Linked DNA regions of Homo sapiens: region 1 is linked to region 2. Evidence: chromatin loops called from intact Hi-C (ENCODE). Cell type or tissue: sigmoid colon. All regions are shown on one strand. Each heading gives the region's core, and the rest is flanking DNA. Links, peaks and the distances in the headings are about the cores only.

Evidence for each region. A loop is a pair of places that touch in the nucleus more often than their neighbours do. Peaks named below come from ENCODE experiments on the same cell type or tissue, not always from the same donor. Only the 100,000 strongest peaks of a DNase experiment are listed, where the experiment ranks them.
Region 1: a loop joins it to region 2, with 4 times the contacts of the local background. A loop is called at or near these places in 2 of 110 quality-filtered maps.

The regions. Positions count from the first base shown.
Region 1 is chr11:115,619,647-115,628,319 of GRCh38, reverse strand. It overlaps LOC124902826 (small nucleolar RNA U13), which reads left to right and starts at 1,135; the gene lies at 1,135-1,238. In sigmoid colon, for the core only: no CTCF peak of the experiment used is centred there; a DNase peak (open chromatin) is centred at 5,129; H3K27ac peaks cover 441 bases.
Region 2 is chr11:115,756,231-115,764,903 of GRCh38, reverse strand. The region is part of intron 2 of LINC02698 (long intergenic non-protein coding RNA 2698); the gene reads right to left. It overlaps LINC00900 (long intergenic non-protein coding RNA 900), which reads left to right and starts at 4,704. Exons shown (of 3, transcript NR_034148.1): 1 at 4,704-4,874; 2 at 6,652-6,763; 3 at 7,612-8,673. RefSeq lists enhancers at 5,110-5,644, 6,824-8,023. In sigmoid colon, for the core only: no CTCF peak of the experiment used is centred there; DNase peaks (open chromatin) are centred at 4,208, 4,873 and 4,953; H3K4me3 peaks cover 1,511 bases.

The DNA of each region.
Region 1 (8,673 bases), core at 218-8,217, 140 kb after region 2:
TCTGTCACAGAAGTGGCTCTTCCTCACTCCCCTTCTGTCCTTCTCTTCCACCCCCAGCAGGGTTGGAGGTGGAAAGCTTTTCAACAGCCAAAACTGGTGTCTGTAGACTGACCGTGTTAAAGCCTCCAACAGGAGAGGGAATCAGAGGCTCAAGTTCAGGAGCAAGGGAAGCCACAGATTGCCATGGCCTCATCTCCCAGAACCGTGTGGCAACGTGAAGCTTGGAGGGTGTTTCGGAGCTGCAGGATCTGCCTCCAGTGCTGATACTGTAAGTACCCAGGACACCTTCCAGGGGCAGAACTTCACACGAGGACTCCTTTGCAGGTGTCTAAGCTTAGCGTTTCTGTGCGGAAATCTGGGGGCTGGCTCTGTGGACTCACTGAAAGCTCTCTGCTGACAGAATCAGATAATCAGCTAATACCTGACCCCGCCGCGTCCTGAGCCTTGGACTGATACATAACAATGTCATCAGGCCTGCCTTCTAAGAGCCTTAGCCAGCTTACCTCCTCTTTCAGAGAGTCTGCCCTGGGTAATTATTCCAAACTCGTGCCTGTGAGGAGGGCTAAGTGTCCTGTCACTGTAATCCTCTGGGACGATCTCTCCTAACACCCCCTTCTCTCCACAATTGGCACTCCCAAAGTTCTGTGCTGGCCCTTGGAGATGGTAGCTTACTCCCGCCAGGGGGTAGCTCTCTTAGATGAGTTCCTGAGAAAATGGGTTGAGACAAAAGATTGGCCCTGGGATCCGCAGAGGTGGAGGCCAAGAGGAGGCCCCCAAGTGCACCTGTTCTAGGAATCCCAAGCTGAGAGCCAACCCTTCCCAACCAACCTTGCAAATAGTCACTGGCCCACCCATTCAGGTCAATGGAAAACCAGTGTAAATGAAGTAGCAGAGGCCCAAGATGTCCAAGTGCCTCCAGCTTAGGAGCATTCCAAGGAGGGGAAAATATTTGACTTGTTGGTAAATCAATATTTGTGTTTCTGCATAAAGCCAGGAGACTTACCTGCTCCTCAGTCTGGAATGGGTACCTGCAAAGTGGGAGGGAAGAGACAGCCTAGACTAGAATCTCAGCTCTGGACTTCCCTTAACCACCTCTCTGAGTGTCCTGAATTTCCTCATCTTAAGAAAGGGGAGGTCCTTTTGTAGTTCATAAGCGAGATGATTGGGTGTTCAGGCACATGTGTGAGATGTGCCTCCTTCAAACCTTGTTACAACGTCAGCACATTACCCGCCTGACATGAAAAAAAAAAAAGGAGGGGGAATAATAGTATCAACCTCATGGGGATTTCTGTGAAGATTAAATGAGCAAGTAAGTGCCAATTGCATAATACCAAGCACATCGTGAATGCCTGATACACTTCGGCCTTTTTAAATTGCTTTTATACTCATTCAGTATTTTATAGTTTACAAAGCATGTCCACATATACGTATTAACTAATTCAGTCCTCACAGCATCCCTGTAAGGAAGTCATCATGGACTCCAAGTTTTGGAGACGGAACATCAAAGCTCAGGGAAATCTAATGACTTGCCCAAGGTCAATAATTCATATTTTTAAACAATCCAATCAAGACCAGTTGCTTGCTTAGGGTTTTGACCATTTGGTACAGGTATCAAAAGCTAAACACCAAATGTGAATCATTACCCACTTCCTTGAAGTGTCTTGCCAAAAGGGTATGATTGTGGTTTCATGCTGACCTGACCTGCACCTGTACCTGAGCCAGACCAAAACTTGGCCCTCTATGGGGCGTTTGCAGGGTTGAAGATAGATCAGTGTCATTGTGCAAATTATTTCAAAGCCATGAGGATTCAGGGCTCTCTTGTAGCTCAGTGGAGAGTGTAGAGAAGAGGGTGACGATGTCACACATGAATAATGCATAGAGGGTGCTAAACTTCAGTTTAAGCAAGATCCAAATGCTCATTTCATCTTTGATTTCTCCTTCTGGCTGTGCCATTCCCCATAGCCACTGATCCCAGGGCCTTCTGCTGGAACTGTATGGCTGCCCGCTAAATTGGCTGTTCTTGATAGTGAATAGAAAGAGGAGGGGGGCTGGAGGCAGAGAGAAAAAAAAGATAAGTTGAGGGGAGGGGATTAGGGAAGATGAAAGAGGGAGATGAGAGAAGGAAGCTCTTTCACTGTACTACTCTTACGCAGACTGCCATGGACCCCGAGAACTTGGTGAGGTTTTGTTCCGGGAGAACTTTTCCGGTCTTTTCACTGTGTGGCTGTCACAGACTGAGCTCACTTCTCAAGAAGTGGGAGCGGTACAGGGCCGGGCCCCAGTCTGATGGGGAGACCAGCAGAGGAGTCCTGCCGTCATTCGCAGGGGAGCGAAAGGGGACTTTCAGACAGGGCAGAAGGCAGACTTTGCTCAGCATGACCCAAAGCCCAGCCTCAGGAGCTGAACACAAATATGGAAATAACAGCACAGATTCTGGGGATGTGACACAGGCGGCTTTTGCCCCGGCTGTGAATCTGGAAACAAATGAGAACTACAAAACCGGCTTGTTTGGTTTAGTGAGGAGGCAGGTGCCAAAACAGCAAATGTCACCCTCCCCATTAAGCCTGGGCAGTTTAGATTCCCATTAGTCCTAGAAATGGGATACAGCCTCTGTGGGGTCAGAAGGCCAGAGGCTGCAGCAGCATTGTAGCATCAAGCGGGGAGAGAGGACACAGAAAGACTTGTGATGTCAGCCCTAGGTGGGGCCGGTCTGTTTTAAGGAGATGTTCTAAGTTCAAACCCAGGGAAGATGGGCTTTGGCAAGCACAACTGAAAAGATTTCCACTTGTCCCCTTCTTAAAAATCAGTAGGTAGACTGACTACTCTAGGATAAACTGCCAGCAGCTTTGTTTTCTTTGGGGCCGCCATCTGAAGCAGCTGCAGCTGATTTTAATGAGACATAATAATATTCTATCAGTTCTGTGAGCTATAGACTGAGCCCACTGAGGGAACCTGCTCAACCCCCAAAATGATCAGACTTGTCAAAATATGATCATTTTGTTCCTTATTATAAATGAAAAGAAGATATGATTTAAGTGTCATCCTCTGGGTATGGGAGCTGGATTCCTATAAATCAATCATCCCAAATAAACTCTTTGGACTGATTTCACTACAAATATGCTGCAAACAATTTCTTTAAACAAAGCATAAAAGTATTACTGTATCTCTGCAACGTCAAAATGGCTTTAGATATGCATTATTGGGTTGCTGGGGTGTTCTTTGGTTAAAATATGTTATTTATGGTGTTGCGCCTGACAGGCGAAGTCAGTGCTGACTGCCTGCTGGATAAACCTCCCTCTTGGTTGCCTCTCAGTCCCCAACAGTGAAAATGGTGAAAGAGGACGGGTGTCCAGGGTAGGGAGAGGTCCAAGGGCCAGGCTGGGGTCCCTAGACTTTGCATATGTGACATATTTCATCTTCATAATGGCTCCCATTATATTGAAGGGTGGTAAGCATATAATTTCAGGCTATAGCCTATTTGAATAGGATTTCCAGGTCTGTTACTAGCCATCAGACTTAGAAAATCATACGATGCCTCTTTCATTCAGTTTTCTTTCTTAAAATGGGGACAATGGTGACAACAATAACATCTAACTCTTTTGGTTTTTGTGCGGATCCAACAGGGGTAAACATGGGAAAGTACTTAGCATGGTGTCAGACACATGGTTGCACCAGGTCATGTTAGTTAGCTATTGTTATTATTATTAGAAACCCTGGGAGTTGCAGGGCATGGTGGCTCACGTCTGTAATCCCAGCACTTTGGGAGGCCAAGGCGAGCGGATCACTTGAGGTCAGGAGTTTGAGACCAGCCTGGCCAACATGGGGAAACCTCATCTCTTTACTAAAAATACAAAAATTAGCTGGGCGTTGTGGTGCATGCCTGTAATCCCAGCTACTGGAGAGGCTTAGGCACGAGAATCGCTTGAACCCGGGAGGCAGAGGTTGCAGTGTACCAAGATCACGCCACTGCACTCCAGCCTGGGTGACAGAGCCAGACTCCTTCAAAAAAAGAAAAAAAAAAAAGGAGAAACCCAGGGAATTTTCTGTCCCAAGGAGGTGCTATGGAGCAAAGCTATGCTCATAGACTGTAATCTGTCTTAACATGATGTCTTCACTTTATTCTGTCCAGAAAACTAGACTTGCAGAGGACAATGAACAACCCTATGCCATAGAGTTCTGAAGCCCCATCTTCCCCTAAGGTGCCTGCATCATCGGTCTCAGAAAGAAGGCAGTGTAGGGAAGGAGGTGACGTACTAAGAGTTTTTCCGCAAAGTAGATTTGTCTATTAAGCCCCATGTCACCGGCTTTCCATCTCTCTACACTCACCTGGACAGGCATTTCTTCCATGCCACATTTTTGTAGCGCTCCAATCTGTCCACATTTTAACAACCTTGTACCTCAGTCGAGATAGAGCCTGAAAAGTTTAATATCATGTCAAATAAGAGAGCCAATAAAACTTGACATTATTAATATGATGTCAAGGTTTTTTTTTCCCAACTGCTTAGGGAAAAAACATTGTGTCCCATTAAGTTGAGCTCCTTGCACTGAGAAATATTAAGTGACTTTTCAATGACTACCAGCTGGAACTATTAGTTTTCTTCATAAGCATTGCTGCCGTCGATTCTGAGAGGCCAGTTGAGAACCTTTTATGAAGATGCTGGATGAGCTGGTGCAATCAGAAAAGCTTTTAGGTTTCCCTGGGATCCCTCTTTAAGTGGGGCTGTGTATGGAAATGGGGATATGAATTATTAAAAGGCTTAAATACATTTGGCTGAGAGAGCATGGGCTTCATACTCCCTCTGTCCATTTATCCCCAAAGGACTGCAGTAGCCTTTCAGGACAATCTGGTGTGGACTGGAAAACCAAGGCCAGAGTCCTGGAAAGAGGAGCACACAGGGCTTCCCTCACTGCCTGGCACCCCCTGCCCCAGCCGTCAGCAGCATCACGGTGGGTACAAGAGCTGCTGGTGTGGTGCGGCCCACTGTTCCGCCCTGGCAAGGGAGGGGGCATGAGTGCCCACAGCTGCTCCTGGCCCTTGCTCACACTGGGCTTCTGGGAAGGACACTGTCAGGAAGCTGTTGGGGGCCTCTGTTTCCCTTGGCCGGGGTCCATGGTTGCTTCACAGCACGTGGCTTTCCATGTCAGAGTCCCTTCCCGGGAAGAGGTCAGGACTTAAAATAAGCTGGCGTGACTCATGTCTGAGTTGGGAGATGCCTCGTGCAAGTGCTGGCTTTTCAGGAATGTGCAGCTGGGGCAGCTGAAAAGAAAGCTCCAGAGGCTCAGACCTGGATTTCCAGAGTCTTTTGGCTGCTCAAGCCCAAATAAGATTGTTTCAACTGTTCCTACATCTGGACTGTTCAGACACCAGCATTTCTCCTAGGCTTTCTTATCCCCAGGGAAGCTGTTTCTGTAGCATTTACCCCATTTCCGACCCCACCCCAACACCATTTGGCTACCCACCCAAGTGTCTCATCACTTTCATTGTGGATGACTTTTATAGTTCCTAGCTGTGACACCTTCTAAGAGGTATACCTGTGTTCTTAATCTCAGGAATCCAGTGAGCTGGCTACAGAGGCAGTTGCAAGCTGGTGCTTATTTATGTAAGGCTGGAGTGTTTATTATAGGGTTGTATTCCTTTAGTGAGATCAAAAAATTAAGAGATGGATGGCAAACAGAACAGTCCTTATTTAGACTTCTGTGATGTTCCAGTTGACATACTTCCCCCTTGCCCTTTGCCCCCACTCATCCTGCACCATCTGGGGGCACATGACCCCGGGGATAGCAGATGGAAGGCAGCTTGCTCTTCTTAAATTTCACCCAACTCTTAAGAGACCTCTAGGGAAAATACCCTTGGGATGGTTCCTTAGGGGCACCTTGAGCACTCAAACCCCAATACTGTGGTCAGGAGCAGCTGATGAGGAAAATCCCTGTCCATGGACTTCTCTCTTCTCCATGGAAGTTCAGGATTGGATGATTCAGCCAAGGGCAAGGAGGTTGGGTGAGAAATTTGTCTTGTACAGGTATAGCGTAATTGACAGCAGCTATTCCTCTCTGCTTCCATTGATCTCAAGATAAAACAGAAGACAATTATTATTATTGTAGAAGGAATTTAGTTCAAATGCCAGAAGAATCTCCCAACTCCCAAGATGGTGGCCTTCATGAAGCTGTGAAATCTCTAGTGCAGGGGGTCCCCCTGTTCTGAGCTCTTAGCTTCACCCCAGCTCAAATCCGACAATTCCTAAGCAGCACCTTTCTTTTTCTGGGACATGATCTAGAAGGCTCATATAGCTTACTTGGGATTTTGAAGTGATAACTCCAAGAAAATTGGGAGAGTCAAGTGAACCTTGGATAAAGAATGAAATAGAGGCTGGGTGCAGTGGCTCATGCCTGTAATCCCAGAACATTGGGAGGCTGAGGCAGGTGGATCACTTGAGGTCAGGAGTTCAAGACCAGCCTGGCCAACCTGGTGAAACCCCATCTCTACTAAAAATACAAAATTTAGCCAGGCCTGGTGGCACGCGCCTGTAGTCCCAGCTACTCAGGAGGCTGAGGCAGGAGAATCGCTTGAATCTGGGAAGCAGAGGTTGCAGTGAGCTGAGATCGTGCTACTGCACTCCAGCCTGGGCGACTAAGTGAGACTCTGTCAAAAAAAAAAAAAAAAAAAAGAAAGAAAGAATGAAATAGAAACAGGTCTGCAAACCTGGGCTACTGTGGGAAAGGATGGAAGACTAAAAAACAAGAGACTCCGTCACAATTGTTCAGAAGCAAATTCAACTCTACCTCTGGGCTTTGGTTTCCAGGAAAATAAGACCTGCCTGGACCTATATTAGAATTGTTGTTAGGATCCAGTGAAATCATGGATAGAAACATCTCAGGAAAAAATATAAATTACTTTAAAAATATAGAGGATTACCACTCTTACCAGTCCACCTTCCCGCTCAGAGCTGACAGTGAGGATGTCCCCCAATGGTGGGAGGTAGAATCAGATGACATTTAAGATCCCCTTCACCTCTAAGAGTCTATGGATATATTCTCATTCTTCCCCCTATAGGTTTCACTTAGCCCACTCTTCATTTTGAGGCAGGGCAAGGGAGCAGAGTATATGAGCTGGCAACTCTCAGTCTACTTAGAGCAAAGACTGACATCCGGGACACACGCTGCAACACAGACAAACCCTGGGGACATTATGCTAAGTGAAATAAGCGAGGCACAAAAAAGACAAATGCTACATGATTCCCTTTCTGTGACATACCTAGAATGGACAAAGCCGTAGAGACAGAAAGTGGAATGGTGGTTACCAGGGGCTGTGGGGAGTGGGATGAGGAATTAGTGTTTAATGGGTATAACGTTTCAATTCAAGAGGCTAAAAAAGTTCTGGAGATGGACTGTGGCGATGGGTGCACAACAATCTGAATATACCTAATACCCGTGAGCTGCGCACTTAAAAATTGTGAAAATGGGCCAGGAGCGGAGGCTCACGCTGTAATCTCAACACTTTGGGAAGCTGAGGCAGGTGGATTACTTGAGCTCAGGAGTTTGAGACCAATCTGGGCAACGTGGAAGAACCTTGTCTCTACAAAAAATACAAAAAAAAAAAAAAATTAGCTGGATATGGTAGCATGCGCCTGTAGTCCCAGCTACTCAGGAGGCTGAGGTGGGAGGATCACTGGAGCCCGGGAGGCCAAGGCTGCAGTGACCATGACCGTACCACTGCACTCCAGCCTGGGGGACAAAGTGAGACCCTGCCTCAAAAAAAAAAAAAAAAAGGTTAAAATGGTAAATTTTGTCATGTATATTTAACCACAATTTTAAAAATCCCTGACATCAAGTCATACAGCTATGAAGTAATAAATTCCAATTCAAACCTAGGAGTAAGGTTTAGCCACTAAAATATACTGTTTGTCATGACAAACTGACCTGCCACCGTCCCCCTATGATTTGGGAAGGCTATCTCATTCATTGTCCTATTGGTGACGGCAGCAAGAAAGGATTCCACAATGGTGTGGGGTTGTCATCTGTGCCCCTAAGCACCCAATGTTGTACATGTCACAGAATCTGGGATTTTAAGAAAGCCTTAAGTTTGTGTTATCCCAGCTGGGGTAGCTCAAGACCATCCTTGGGCCCAGCAATTGGAGGCGTTCTCCCAAGCAAATGGAGGGAATTGTCTCTCTCTCCTTTTTGCTGCAGCTCAACCTTTCTTCACCTTCCTGCTTTAATGACTTAATCAAGTGTCAGATGAGAGGAACTGATCCATGCAAAGGACAGAAGTTTCAACAGGATGTGTGGAACCCACTGCTGCTCCCTTCCCCTGCCCCAGAGTCACCGCCCTACCAGAGAAAGATGGGGGAGACAGAAAAAGAAAAGAGAAAAAGGCGAGAGAGATTTTGTACCCTTAAGCCTCCACTGCCGCAGTTCAAAAGACCAATCTTTACTGAAAATAAATTTAAAGGAGAATTTTTGATGTATATTATGGTCTCTGGTGGTAGACAAGAGCACTGCCGGCAGTGTATGGAGTTATGCAAAGCCAAAGTGGGATTACTTAAAAGTGTCTGTAGTGCTTTGATTAACTGGTGTGTATTTTATTTTTTATATGACACAATCACAGGCCTACATTGATAATATCTTGCTATTATTGTTTGACAGTTGAATCTCCCTTTTTCCTATCACTTGGAA
Region 2 (8,673 bases), core at 349-8,348:
AGTCAGCTCTCAGTAAATGTCAGCTTTTGTTAAATTCACTCTTTAACATGTATACATCTAATATTCTCCTATTCTATTGAAGGAGGAAAAGAAGGAGACACAGGTTAACATCTTAACAGGAGAGCTTGAGATTAAACCCAGAGAACTTCCAGACAGGAAGGGCTGTAAAATGCCTGTAAAGGCTATTAAAGAATATGATAGGACTCTGGATAAACTTAGGCTCAGGACAGATTCCTGTGTGGCGTCTGAGACAGGACTAATGCAGCTCTTCCTTGAGGCAGGGGACCCACCCCAGTCATCAGGGTGGATCATTTCTGCACTGGGTGGCCCTAGCCCTTCCTCCCCTGCCCCCATGGAGACGAAAGCTGTCCTGTGAAGGAAAAGCCTCCTCATTTCAATGGCTGGGCAGCCCAGGTTAACATTAACAGAGTCCTCCAGCAGAAAGCACCCAGAGGACAAGCACTGAAAAATATGCTTGAAGGGCCAGCCGAGTGGCCAGGATTACAATGTGATGCCCGGCCTTGGGTCAGTAATGGGGAGGTATTAGTCATCTCTTCAGACCTCAGCTCCATTATTTTTGCCAGAAATGTGAGAACAGCTCTCACTAATAACGTGTGGAACCACTTCCAACTATTTGCCTTTCAAGTCAGCCTCCTCAGGTCGGGTGACATATCTCGTTTAACAGGGGGTGCCATTAGAGGGAAGATTTAACGTGTGGCTAAAAGCATTTGTAGCGAGAGCTGTGGGTGGGTTCCTTTTTAAGCTTCTGTGGCTGGTAACTTGCGTCTCTTCCCTCCGTGCTGTTGGGTTTTGTTGTTGAAGCCTTTTTCTTTCCTGAAGGAGGTTGGTCATTAACTCTACCCTTCCCGGAGGATCCCCTGGCATGAGCAGGGCAGGTCGAGAGTTGAATTAGAAAACTTTCCTGTGCCAATCAGAGACTGCATGAGGTTCAGCAGGCTGGCATAATTATTTGAAGCTTCTTGCTATCCTCATACAATTCCCCCCCAATCAGGTGACCTGGTGTCCCTTGATATTGATGTCTTACAGCAATAACCTTAGCCTTGAAAACAGAACCACAAATTTACCAGCCCACAGAATCTGTATATCTACCAACAACATGAGTCCTGCCTCTTCTCATGCCTTGAGAGGGCCAACAGTCATGCCAGGAAGAGTGGAAAGAAGAGGGCTGAGAATCTGGAAAAAGAACTTGTTATTTTACTGAAATCTCCTTTCTTGACATTTTTCCCTGAAGGCTGGGACCATTTAAGGCCCTGATGAGCTTCCGAAATCTCTGTCCCAGGGTAATCTTCCTATCTCCCAAAGTCTCAACCTCTCGAGACTCTGATTCTTTGTCTGAACACAGAGAGAGTAATAGCTACCTATCAAATGAAAGGCTATAGTTAGAAGCACTGAGCACAGGGCTTTGCACATGGGAGGGGCCCAATAAACATATATCACTTACATCATTTTTGGTTATAAGTTACAAGTCATAGAAAATCCAACCAAAGTGCCTAAATAGAGGGAATTTATTGGATTGTATAATTAAGAAATCCAGGGCTAGGCCTGGCTTTGGGAATCTAGCTGGTGGCTCATGAAACTCTCTCCAGGGTCAAGTTTCTCTCTGGCCATCCCTTGACTGGGCTTCCTATGTCCTGGCTCCAGGTCATTCAAGGCTTGGTGGCAGCAAGATGACAGCAGCTGTATTAGTCCCAAGTCCAACAGAGAAAAGGCTGCTCTTCCTCTACCTCATCCCCCAACAATTCACCTAAGTCCTAAGCCAGACACTCACTGGGCAAGTTGGGTTATGGACTCATCCCTGAGCCAATCGCCAAACCTTAGGCCTTGGAGTGTGATGACTGGGTTTACCCCTGAGTCTCAAATTCCACCTGAAGGGGAAGAATGACGGAAGGAGCCCCATCAAACTCAAGGTGCTGAGAGTTGCATGGAAAATATATCTCAAAAAAAAAGAAAAAAAAAGGTATACTATCACTACCAAAAAAGTGGCCAGGGAGGATATCAGGGTGCCCAAACATAGAAATATCCACTGCAAATAATAATTTACCATCCTACTCCATGTGTGAGATACAGGTTATTTGAGAGTAATGTTTAATAACGATATATCATCAAGGAAATCTCCATGAAGTCGCCCTCAAAACTTTTCAGCAAAGTGCCCACTTCCCCATATATTAGTAATATATTGATTACACCCATTATAGCACTTTTATCATCTGCCTTCTATTAGAGTTACTTACTTTAAGACTCTGTTACCTCCATCACAATTAAGCTCTGGGTAGTCAAATACAGGGTTATTTTTCTCCTCAACCCACACAGCACAAAGCACGCAGTGGGAAATCTGGGTGCTTCCCGACCCACACTGGCTCCCTGTATCCAGTTCAGCTCTGTTCTTGTTCTTCCCTTTCCTTCCCCTGACCACTTTATCTACTTGGGGTTAGACTGGGAGGGACTAATGGATGCGATGAAGTCTAAGGTCAGAGGTTCCCCGACTCACCCTCTCTCTTGCTAGCATCTGCCTCTGTTATAGCTTCTCTCATGTTGTACCTTGGGTTGTTTTGCTGGTTTCTCACCACTGTTACCTTGTGCCTAGAACAGTAGCTGTCTCCAAGAAAGCACCCAATTAAGTGGTATAACCACTACGAGTGATTCTCACTCATAATCGCCCCTCAGATTCTCAAAGAAGAGCCTCATCTATCAGGGCTACTGAAAGGTAAGGTACTCAGCCCAGGTGAGGGGTTCGAAATCTAGAGGGCTATAATGCAGAATACATAAATAGAGAAGGAACTGTAAAGCTCACTGTTGTTCCTTGCTCTCCATCAAGCCAGAGAAGATGCAGAGACAGTACAGGGAGCCTGACAGGCTATAGGGGGCAGACTGAGTTAGTAGAGCAGGGGATCTTCAGCTTGACTCAGCATGCAGTTGGTACCCATGGGGAAAGGGGAGGCCAACAATTAGTGGGGGGCTGGCAGCAAAGACCCTCAAAGGCAGAAAAGCAACACAGCTGTGGCTGTGAATGAGCAGCCTGGCAAACCATGATCTCAGTAGTGTCCTGAAGCCAAGAGGAACAGGCTCCACTCCCTGGGATGTGGGTGGGAAAGGGCCCAAGAGGAGGCCAGTATCTCAGTCAGATGGGACTGGAGCTCAGGGGGCTGTAGTGCTAATTAGGAAACTAAGGCAGAGTCCCAGCACTAGGAATGGAACCACTTTAGTGGTGATCAAGGGAAGGGTGTTTGCCACAAACATACTGGATCCTGAATCTGTGGGCAGACATCTGAGTACAGCACTTCCCCTACCAGTAAAAGGGAGGTGCTAGTGCCCTCCTAGCCCAATTAGGGCAGGCTCCGTAGCTGGGTGGGGCTGAGCTTGTAGGAAAAGGCCTACTAGGCAGTGCCCTGCAGGGCTGGGCAAGCCAGGACTGATGGCTGGGCCAGGTGAGAAAGATTTCCTGCTGTATTTGCAGACTGAATATGTGTCTGGGGCTAGGGGCTGAGCTGCTGCCAGCACCATCTGACCTCAAGGATCCCCCTAGTCAACAAGCAGCAAGAACAGGAGACTCCAGAGGCTCCCTCAGCTTTGGAGATAGCTCTGCAAACAAAACTCAGTTTTTAGGGGTTAATCCTCAGCCCCAGGAGGAGGCAGTGGGCCTCCTCTGAAGGGCAGAGTCAGCAAGTGGGCTGAGACTAAAGGAAAGGCCCAAGACTGCAGGCCTGAGATTAGTTTGGCAGCAGCTCCAAAGAGCAGCCCTTGAATCGCAGGGATTGTCTGAGCCCTCAAAAGCACTGGCTGCCTCCCACCAGCCTAGCTAATGGGGCTGAGCTGCTGGGGCCATGACCTCTGTCTACCCGGCTGATGGTCTGCTGCTCTGAATCTCACTCCCCCAGCACCCAGCAGGACCAAGGGCTCTGTCTAGCTTATGTGCATCGTGCCCTTGCATGTTTTCAGCACCTACTATGCGCGCAGCATCACACCTCCCCATCCACCTGCCTCCTGTTACTCTCACCAGCACGCTCAGTCAACCCTTGGGCTAATTAGTGATTAGGTCTACAGTAAGCATGCATGGTGGGGTGCAGAGAGTGGGGTGGCCAGCGGGTGATGAGTGAGGGGAGAAGAGAACAGGAGATAGGAGGTCATGGTCTGACCTTCTTCCAAAGCCCGGAATCCCTGAGTCTGTCTCTGGCAGCTGTGAAACAGAGGGAGCATGGGATCTGAACCGTGCCGCCATCTGGGAGGTCACACACACTCACAGCCAAACCCCCGGAAGGAAACTCGGGCTGAAATACACCGTTTGCTGAAGAGCAGGGCTGGGCACTGGTTTCTCTGCGTTCTGAATTTCTAGAAAGGGTAGGGTCTCCGTTGCCAGGCGGCGTCTGCCACCTCTTCCCACCGCGGCCCCTCCAGCCCTCCACCCCTTCCCCTGGGAGACCCCCTGTGAGGACCCTCAGCAAACTTCTGCAAAACCTGACGGGCCCTGGGTGCAGGGTGGTGTGGACGCAGATCTTTCAGGCCGAGGGGGGGGCGGCGGGAGGGTGGGCGTGGAGGTGCGAGAGGCGCGCAGCCTCCGCCTGCCCAGCTGTCTCTGCGGACCCCGCCGAGGGAGGGAGAGAAGCGCTAGGAAAAGGAAGAGGAGAAGGAGCTCGAGCGGGAGGCAAGCGAGAGGCTCTTTTGCTCCTCCCAAAGCAGGGGGCGGCTCCACTGTGCTTCTGATGACCCGGCCGCCGCCGCCGCCCTGCAACCGCTCCCCGGGACCCCTCAACGCTGACACTGATGACCCGCGGCGGGGGCGCTGGGCGCGGGGTGCGCAGGCCACTGGCCGCGGGCTCTCGGGCCCGCTCCTGCCGCCGGCTTCTGCTGCTTCCGCGGTAATGACACTCGGCGGAGCGGCCGCCATCTCTTCTGGTACTTTCACTGGAGGAGGGAAGGGTGGGGAGAGCCCTCTGTCCACCCCTGCCCTGCCCTGGCGCTGGTCCGCCACTGCCCGCTGCTCTCGCGCTGGTCCGCAGCTCAGCCGAGCAGCTCCCTTCATCTGGCCTCCCAGACCCTCACTCAGCCGCGAGAGGAGGAGCTCCGGCGACCTCGGGCCTTCCCTTAGGGTCTGCGCGGCCCTTACCCCAAACCCGCCCAAGGTAGAGGCGTGAAGGGGCCGGCGGCGATGCAGAGGCGGGAAGCGCATTGGGGAGGCGAGGCTGGAGAAGGGGACGCAGGGAGGCGGGGGGTGGACCCCCAGCATACTCCAGGAGCCGGCAGGAGCCAAACCCCAGCCCTCCACACAGGTATTCCTGCGGACCACGAGGTGCCACCCGTCCCTGGTCGCAGAAAAGACGAAGGGAAGGCCCAGCTTCCCTACCTCTACCTCCCATGCCGGGCGCCCAGCCTGCTCAACTGAACCCCAAGCCGCAGGTTAACCCTGCTCCAGCTTCTCCCCTTGGCTATGGGCAAACTCCTTTTCTCTTTCCCATTGAGAACCACCGCTCAAATTCGGAGGGCTTTCCTCCTTGGTGCTCAGAGCTCCCAAGATGGGTGATTCTCTGCCAGGGGTCCTTAGCTACCCACTTTGGACAAGGATGGACAGATGTTTTCTCAAGCTTGCCTAAAGCACAGCTTCTAAACAGATGAGCCCTCCCCACGTTCCCCGCAGATTGTCTGGCCTTCGAGGAAATAAAGATGACCGTAGCCAAGCTGCCCTGCTCCGCACAAAGGACCCTGGGCGCCCCATCCTTAACTCCCCTGCCTTATGCTTGAGATTAGCATATCCACCCAGCAACTCCTCTGCTCCAGACTTAACTTGACCACTGCAGTCCACACCGACTCTCCTATCCACCAGAACTGTGCACTTAAAATCTGCTGCACACAATCCCATACTTGCTTGAGTCTGGCTTTGTTCTCCAATAGTTTCAAATGCCTGTTTGACTCCCCCCGCCACCCCCACAGAGATAAGGTCATCACAAGCAGTAACTACTGCTTTGCTTGTTTTGATTCCCACAGAGCCGAGCATAGATTGATGTGGCATAAGTGCTCAATAAATGCCCATGGACTTGGCTAATGGATGGACTTGCAGGGGACACTGCCCCATCAGGAGAGAAAGGTAGCCTTACTCTCATCTGCCCCACCAAGAGGAACCTAAGGTCCTATTTCCTGGGGGTGTCTCAAAAATCGGCAGAGTCGTTCTCCCCCCACCATCCCTCCTTGCCTCCACTCCCCTCGGCCTTCTGGATCCCCGTGGGTTTGGAGAGGCCGATGCTTGTGGCTCTTACCAACATCAATTTGCAGTCTCCAGGATGCAACTTCACCCTATGCTGCGTTCATAAATTAATCTCCTGGGATTAGATTCTGTGTTTTAGTAACACTCCTGAGGCATTGTATTTACACATTAATAATAAAAGAAAAAAAGTGAGACAAGTTCTGACAACTTTCAATAACATTCAGAAATAAAGTGCGAGGCACGGAAGTGTCCAAAGTTAATTAAAAGCATTTGGTGCTGACGGGGGCTGGGGGTGTTGCCTGCCTAGCTCTGACAGGTGCTGTTTCTGAAATGCAATTTTCCTGTCTATAATGTACCTGATGCCTGCAGAAAAGGAGAAACCGAAATAAACTGAACTGGCAGCATGAGCTTGAATTTTCTCTTGTTTTGTTTTACAGTGCCGTGGACACTGCCAGAATTTGTCAAAGGTCCTAGGAAGAAAAGGCTCTTTCACCCCTCCCCTCAATGAACAGATGGCGTGTTTGGACTGTTCGCATTCGCTCCTCATAGGTGGGATCCTGGAGGAAGTTAAGGGGTGCTCCGTTCCCTGGGGATGGGACAGCAGCTCGCCTTTTTACTAATAGCTATAAGGGACTGTCAGACATTTACCTGACTAGACCTTCACCTCAGAGCTCAGAAGGGGAACAGCTCCAGAACTAAAAGAGAGAGCCTCTGGCAGACCCCAAAAGACAGCATGTGGAGTGAAGCTGGGCTTCCCTGCCCAATCACTAGGATCATTTATTGCACAAATACCTGTATTTTAAGCTGCAGATTATTGTGAATTTTTGTATTTTCTTCATTTCCATTTAGCTTTTTTTCAATTTTAGAATAGCCTTTCTCTAGATAACTCGAGGAAGTGGGAGACGGAATTTCCTTTGTTTCTGTCTTGAGCCCAAAGGGACAATTGAGTGTCAGGTATGACAGGGATAAAGGGAGAAACTCAGAAATAATGCTTTTGTTTTGTTTTGTTTTGTTTTGAGATGGAGTCTCGCTCTTGTCGCCCAGGCTGGAGTGCAATGGCATGATCTTGGCTCACTGCAAACTCCACCTCCTGGGTTCAAGCGATTCTCCTCCTCAGCCTCCCAAGTAGATGGGCTTACAGGCAAGCGCCATCACGCCCGGCTAATTTTGTATTTTTAGTAGAGATGGGGTTTCACCATATTGGTCAGTCCGGTCTTGAACTCCTGACCTTGTGATCCACCCACCTTGGCCTCTCAAAGTGCTGGGATTACAGGCATGAGCCACCGCACCCAGCCAGAGGAATGTTTTGGGTGCTACACGTGCAGCCCCTCATGACTGTATCTCCTCAGAGCTCTTTTCTTCACATTCCTGAGTGCTTTGTGTTTTGTTTATTTAAGGGACAAATGAATCTCTTCCCACGCCATGGGATTTCCCTTGATTTTTATATTGGGAGTGAAAAGATGAAGCATGAGACTCTTCAGCTGCATCTCGAACTGCATCTAATCCCAGCACATCTCTCTCAATCTTTGATTAAGTCTGTTCATCTAAAAGAGAGACACAGGGGAAAAATGGAAATGGGACTTTGGAAGAATGACCATCCACATTCCCATCACAGCCTGAGATTTCCTACCTGATTGAGATTTTCAGTAGATGGCCCTAGGTCTAGTTTCCCACTTTGGACCTGCTGCCCTTGGCTCCAATAGAGGACTTCCAAGTAACTAGGAAGATTTCACCTCTCTTTTGAAACATAATGGACAAATGTGTTTCTTTAGGATGAGAGGTGCACCTGGCTAGTCAATCTTTATTTTCCTAAAATAAACAGGATGAAAACTCAAAACAAAAAGAAATACCTCATGGGCAAAAGCTCTCCCAATACAACTAATACAGACACTCAACATGGCTTTGTAGAAACTGACCCCTCTCCCAAGTCTTATGTTTGTCAGAATTGCATGCCTATTTCAATCGAAGAAAAGTGATCTGATCTCTTCAGATGAAGGTGGGACTTGGAGATGCTGCTGCCTAGAGTTAACTTGCCAGAGAAAGGATAAGCATTCGGGAAGTGCCAGGATGGGGTATCAGCTGAACAATGGCAGGATCCCTTCTGCCAGTGGGCTGGCTCAGGGAGTAAACCTCCCCGGAAGGAATTTTGTTTCTCTCTAGAATCAAAGTGGGCAAAATGATCACCTTATTCGCCTGGAGTGAACCAGGTTGAAACTGAGAAGGCAGACATGGGTGATAAGCCAGATGAAGTCATATGTTATAACTAAGCTATGTACCTGTAACTTGCCTGGTAGTTTTTTCATTCTCTCTAAACAGGTCATAATAAGTGTTAGTCTGTGATCCACTATGGAGAGAGATTTCTGGAAAGAATAGAGGCAGTGGTAGAGGGTCCAAGGTTGTTATTTAAGGAGATGAATGTGGGTCAGGTGCCGTGGCTCACACCTGTAATCCCAGCATTT